2 separate regions of the Homo sapiens genome follow, and region 1 is linked to region 2. A link is a contact called in ENCODE Hi-C or POLR2A ChIA-PET data. All regions are on one chromosome and are shown on one strand. The core of a region is the stretch at or near the end of the contact, and the rest is flanking DNA. Distances in the headings are between cores, read along the strand shown.

What was found. Hi-C counts contacts between places; a loop is a spot of excess contacts on that map. ChIA-PET counts read pairs that join two places held with the same protein, here RNA polymerase II (POLR2A). Pooled maps may share reads with other maps.
Region 1: a loop to region 2 is called in a map of B cell, with 10 times the contacts of the local background. The contact joins the enhancer-like site here to the promoter of SLC35F5 in region 2. A Hi-C loop is called at or near these places in 11 of 168 maps with a recorded cell type or tissue (B cell, CD14-positive monocyte, IMR-90 and 6 more), 13 of 37 single-sample maps with no recorded cell type and 14 of 50 pooled maps. POLR2A ChIA-PET finds 5 or more read pairs at or near these places in 19 of 52 experiments (AG04449, B cell, BJ and 13 more).

What each region holds. Positions count from the first base shown.
Region 1 is chr2:113,922,258-113,925,524 of GRCh38, reverse strand. All of the region lies in intron 3 of ACTR3 (actin related protein 3), which reads right to left. Among named protein-coding and RNA genes, the nearest start is that of ACTR3-AS1, 33 kb to the right of the region's middle. Within about 2 kb of position 1,769, at least 3 of the 41 ENCODE cell types and tissues checked have a DNase peak (open chromatin) inside an H3K27ac peak, as active enhancers do; they include B cell, GM12878 and OCI-LY7, where a contact is called at or near this core.
Region 2 is chr2:113,754,917-113,758,115 of GRCh38, reverse strand. It overlaps SLC35F5 (solute carrier family 35 member F5), which reads left to right and starts at 1,474. Exons shown (of 16, transcript NM_025181.5): 1 at 1,474-1,746; 2 at 2,572-2,662; 3 at 2,810-2,951. The coding sequence starts at 1,707. RefSeq lists enhancers at 699-748, 929-1,108 and a silencer at 1,319-1,548.

The DNA.
Region 1 (3,267 bases), core at 520-3,019, 170 kb before region 2:
CTACAGGTTTTTAAAAAAAATAAAGTTCCGACTGGGCGTGGTGGCTCATGCCTGTAATCCCAGCACTTTGGGAGGCCAAGGCAGGCAGATCACCTGAGGTCAGGAGTTTGAGACCAGCCTGGCCAACATGGTGAAACCCCGTCTCCACTAAAAATACAAAAATTAGCCAGGCGTGGTGGTGCATGCCTATAATCCCAGCTACTCGGGAGGCTGAGACAAGAGAATCACTTGAACCCAGGAGGCGGAGGTTGCAGTGAGCCAAGATCACTCCATTGCACTCCAGCCTGGGCGATAGAGTAAGACTCTGTCTCCAAAAAAAAAAAAAAAAAAGGTGGCACGATGGCTCACGCCTGTAATCCCAGCACTTTGGGAGGTTGAGGTGGGTGGATCATTTGAGGTCAGGAGTTCAAGACCAGCCTGGCCAATATGGTGAAGCCCCATCTCCACTGAAAATACAAAAATCAGTCAGGCATGGTGGCAGGCACCTATAATCCCAGCTACTGGGGAGGCTGAGGCAGGAGAATCTCTTGAACCCAGGAGTCAGAGGTTGCAGTAGGCCAAGATCACATCACTCCACTCCAGCCTGGGCAACAGAGTAACACTCTGTCAAATAAATAAATAAATAAATAAATAAATAGTTCCTTGAATAAGATGACCACCTTGTTTTGTGAGAGAAAAGGTTTCGCTGAGGAGGTCATATCTAAGCCGGGTCTTAACTCAGTTCTGCTTTCTGGCTTTTTTTTTGGCAGGGGAATGAGAGGTATGGAGGAACTTGTGGAGAACAGAAAAAGATGTATAGAAAGACAAACACTGCATGGTATACAAAAACAAAACTGAAGTTATCAATGAGAAATTTATGTGCCAAAAGATTTGAAGGTGCGTAGAGAGATATACCAGTTCTAGATCAAAGGGACTAGATTCTCAAAAATTTTCCTTTTATTTAGGTTTTATTCTATAAGAAATAAAACAGCAGAGAAATTTTTAAGCAGGGGAATAAGAACAGCTTTAATTTTTAGGAAGACTATTATAGCAGCATTGGGAAAGCTCAAATGAAGCTTAACAGAACCAAGTGAGAACAAGAGTACCAATAGTGGTATGGACGACAAGGGGCCACATTGAAGATTTCTCAGTCAATAAGAATAAGAAAGGGCTGGGCATGGTGGCTCATACCTATAATCCCAGCACTTTGGGAGGCCAAGGTGAGAGGATGGCTTGAGCCCAGGAGTTTGAGACCAGCCTAGGCAACGTAGTGAGACCCTGTCTCTACAAAAAAAAAAAAAATTTTTAATTAGCCAGGTGTGGTGGCACACACCTGTAGTCCCCGCTACTCAGGAGGCTGAGGTGGAAGAATCACTTGAGCCCAGAGGGTCAAAGTGATTGTGGAGGGTCTTGCAGTGAGCCAAGATCTCACCACTGCATTCCAACATGGGCAACAGGGCAAGACACCTGTCTCAAAAAAAAAAAAAAAAAGAGAAAAAAGTCAGAAGATGCCAACAGGTTTCCAGCTTTGAAGTTAGGATGGACCAGATCCATTAATCAAAACATAAAAATTGTGTTTTGTCTGATCTTGGAATAAACAAGAGTGGAGTATATATAATACGTTTTGTTTTAGATATACTAAAACTCAAGAGCCAGGAAATAGGTAGGTGAAGATGTAGTCAAGGAACTGAAAGTAGAGATCTGGTCTGTGGTTGCAGACAAAGGAATGGAGGAGATCACCTAGAGAAAGTCTTTAATGAAAGAATAAAACATTGAGTCACCCCATTTTATGAGAAGAGAAAAAAAAAAAAAAGGAGAACTGAAAGCAGTGCCTAGAGAAACCAACGTTTGAGTAGTGGGTAAAGGAGAAATCAGTGACAATAGAAACAACAAATAAAAACAAACAAAACAGGCCGGGCACAGTGGCTCATGCCTGTAATCCCAGCACTTTGGGAGGCCGAGGCAGGCAGATCACGAGGTCAGGAGATTGAGACCATCCTGGCTAACACGGTGAAACCCCATCTCTACTAAAAATATAAAAAATTAGCCGGGCACGGTGGTGGGCGCCTGTAGTCCCAACTACTTGGGAGGCTGAGGCAGGAGAATGGCATGAACCCGAAGTCGAGGCTGCAGTGAGCTGAGATCGCGCCACTGCACTCTAGCCTGGGCGACAGAGCCAGGCTCCGTCTCAAAAACAAACAAACAAACAAACAAACAAACAAACAAATATTCCATGTTAGGAAGATAACCATTAGAGTAATCCTGCAAAAGAAAGACAAATCAAGAAGGATGAAAACTGTTACATATAATTGGATTTAACAAAGAGCATATCAAATATCTTGAGACTCACTAAGAAGTGTCGTTTTAAAAGGAAAGAGAAAAATAGCTAAATTGCTGAGGACAGAAGGTAGGAATAAAGATTGAGAGAAGTTTTGTTCTGGTTTGTTAGTAGCACTTAGAAGACTTAAAAATGCGTTTAAAATGAGTGGACAGAATCAGTGGAAAGGAACTCTGGCCTCTCGACTGACTGACTTCATCACTTTCAGTGGTATCTCTTTTCCATTTTGGCCACAGTATAGATCTTATATCATCATCACTATCACCTCTCAATCGCTGAAATGCAGGTATACCCTTCTCTGATCACAACCTCTTATTATTCTAGCATACTCAACCACCTCAAGAGATCTCTTCTGAACACCAATTAAGACTTTTGGTCCACTGGTTGCTTTAATTATTCCCTAGCCATCAATATACACAGTCTAGATTTTGACCCATCACCTTTATTTCACATGTTCTTTTTTCATCCTGTCTACCAAAATCCAACCCAGCATATATCCCTAACATAAACTTGCCTATATCCAGAATGCTGATTATACCGCAGAAGCATTTGCACTAGGGTGCTAAAGACTAAGAATTCATAGTCATTATTCTCAAATGGACCTAACCTTGCCTGGCAAGCCTTTACTCTTCTACTCTGTTCCTCTTTACTCTTCACAATGACGAGTGTCAATGCCGCCCCTACCGCTAAGATTTCACCTTCTCCCCACATCCATGACCAGCAGATGATGCCACCACATATTTCGCAGAAGCAGCAGAAGCCAACAGTCAGGAATTCAAATCTGTAAAATGGATTCCATACTTAGCCTTTTTTCTCATTTACTTCCATTATAATGTAAGATATTCCGCATGTCAATTCAGTCATCTGTGTTCTGGATCTCATCCCTCCAGCTTTTTCAGAGACCTTGATTATACCTTATCTTTCCTGTTACTTTAATCTCTAATAGTTCT
Region 2 (3,199 bases), core at 225-2,724:
GCCACCACCCCCGCCTAATTTTTTGCATTTTTTTAATAGAGACGGGGTTTCACCGTGTTAGCCAGGATGGTCTCCATCTCCTGACCTCGTGATCCACCTGCCTCGGCCTCCCAAAGTGCTGGGATTACAGGCATGAGCCACCGCGACCGGCCTGGTTGGTTTTTTTTTTTACTCTGCACAATAGGTTTCTGAATGACTTATTAGAGGTGTTTGATGCTGATAGTTTGAAACTGATTCGATCAATTAAAAAATGTTCATTGGTATTGTTTTATTAGTTGCTAGAATATGCATTCAACTTCACTGAAACGAGACTTAAAAGGTAAGAGGTACACTACATCGCGACTATAGGAGTAAGAAAATTTAATTTCTTCACGCCATCTGACCAAGATGTTAAATTACTGAACCCTTTAGTCTTGTTTTTGTTTTGTAGATAGAAATCAAGATGCTGGACAAACCTTTCTCATGGAATAGTCAAAATATTTAAGGAACAAATCTATACAGTTTAATAACTGCCAACATTTGGCAGGGCTCATGCCTGTAATTCCAGCACTTCGGGAGGTCGAGGCGGGCGGATCACTTAAGACTAGGAGTACGAGACCAGCCTGGCCAACATGGCGAAACCCTGTCTCTACTAAAAAATATAAAAATTAGCCGGGCATTGGTGGCTTGCGCCTGTAGTCCCGGCTACACTGGAAGCTGAGGCTGGAGAATCGCTTGAGCCCGGGAAGCAGAGGTTGCAGTGAGCTGTGATTGTGCCACTGCACTGCAGCCTGGGTGGCAGAGAAAGACCCTGTCTCAAAACAAACGAACGAACAAAAAATTGCTGACGTCTGTGAGGTTCTTATTATGTGCCATGAATTGATCTACGTCCTTCACATATGTAAACTCATGCAATCCTAGCATACACACAAAAAACCAATGTGGCAGGTACTATCATTATCGTAGACAAGGAAACCGAGGACCAGAGAAGTTGAAGTAGCTTGGCCTAGGATGTAGGTTGTAACTCCTAGAGCTGAGATCTTGTTTATATACAAAAGGTTTCAAGAATCAAAAGTACTCTAAGCCACTTTGCGTTTCGGCTGTCATCGAGAAAGGGATATCCGAAGTTTCAGGTTCGCAGTTTGTGAAACGGAACGGCCAGCTTTCGTTCTAAGGCGGGCGGAGGTTTAGCCACTCCCTCGTCCTTTGCTCTGCCCCAGACACCCACGCTCGCTTTCCTCTTCTTCCTCCACCTCGCCCTACTTCCCTTCTTCCTATCTTCTCTCTTCTTTCGCCTCGCCGCCGCGAGCCCTCGCTCGGCGACCAGAGCCTCGCATTACTTCCCCTAGCTCCGCCAAGCCTCGCTGCATACGCGACCGCGCGCAGTCCGCCGTCGCGCCCCTATGACGTCACCCGCGCGCCACCGCTTCCGGGCTGGGGACTGGGGGCGGGGCCGCGCGGAGGGCAAGCCGGGGGCGGGGCCGGGGCCAGAGCAGATCTCCGGGCCTCCGCGGCCATAGCTGACTGTGCCGTCCCTTCCCCTCACCCGCTCCACGCCCTCCTGGGCCGAGTGGAGTTGGGTGGTGTCGGGAGCCTCTCCCTGAGGGGCACCGCGTCTTCAGGAGCTGGGCCTCCAGTGCGGCGCGATGTCAGGCGCGGTGACAGCTCTGTGAGTCCGAGGCCGCGGCCGTGGCGCTGGGCGGCTGCGGGGCCTGACCGGTCCGCTCATGGTGCCGCCACGACGCCATCGCGGGGCAGGAAGGCCAGGTAGGCAGGCAGGGAAGGGCCCCGACATCACCGGAGCCCAAACCGGGACGGAGTGCCCACCAGCAGCACCACCTCCTGCCCTCGGTGGCAGCAGGAGCGCCTTGACCGAAACCGTGAAGGTCTCTAGGGGCGGAGGGAGCGGGAGCTGACAGGGGCGCCGGAGCCCTGCGCCCACCGCTGGCAATTGAGGAAGCCGTGCGTGCGCCCTCGCCTCGGCTCCCCGGGGAGGCGTCGCTGCCTTAACTGTCTTCCCCGCTCCAAAACAGAAGGATGATTTCTTTTCCCAGCTGTTTCTTTTAAAATGACTGGATGTTTTGATAGAGGTGGGTGGAGGAGCATGGAGAATCCTTTTCTTTTACCACTTGAAGAGATTGGAAAGGTGCCTTCAAGACCCACAGCAAATCACTTACTCTCCGATAACCAAATTCCACTCCAGCAGATCAGGGACAGAAAAGACACTTTTAGAAACAGTGTCTAGACGCTGTCCCCAGGGATGGATTCCTCTGGATGGAGAGGTGAATGGAGTTCCGTATTTGTGAAACTCAGAGAAGCTATTTTCTGGTAGTTAACTGTTCTTAAATGTGCCGTATGTTGTATATTACTCCCCCTCCCTGCCCGCCCCGTATCGCGTATCTCTCTAAGTATAATCTGAAGCGTGCAGTGGATACCATGAAAGTACTGAGAAAGGTGGCAAGTATGTTTAACACATTTTGGTCCTTTTCATTGATTTGCTTTGAGTTTGAAGATGAAGAGTAAAAAACGATGTGATGAATCTTACCTTGAGTTATTCACGTTTTCATAGCATAATTTCATGGTTGTTTTTAGGGGTGCTGAGTTCTTCACCTCCTTTTAGACTGAGATCTGCCAAGTTTTCCGGCATTGCTCTTGAGGATCTCAGAAGGGCTCTTAAGACAAGGTAGATTCCACGTTTATCCTCTATGTAACTTTCACACTGAACATTAGCTAACAAAAGTCAAATGTTTCTGTTATACTAATGTTCTCATTTTTAATGGTTGTTTTTCTAAAATCATCTCTAATGTGATCTGTATTTTCTAAAAAACAGACTGCAAATGGTGTGTGTATTTGTCATGAACCGAATGAATTCCCAGAACAGTGGTTTCACTCAGCGCAGGCGAATGGCTCTTGGGATTGTTATTCTTCTGCTTGTTGATGTGATATGGGTTGCTTCCTCTGAACTTACTTCGGTATGTACCTTTGGTCCAGGAATGATGTTACATTACAGCCACAATGTTAACTCTTAACCTGTAGTAACTCTAGCCGTTACAATCTCCTGCTTTCTAAAAGCAGTATCTTAAATACTATTGAATTTTTAAAAAACGTTGAATTATTGCCACTTGAAGTTAAAACTGAAAGGATGATCCTTTTTATTGTTTCATACAGTTTTCTTGTATCTTTTAGGGAGGGTTACTTAGAGAGACTATGCATATTTTCT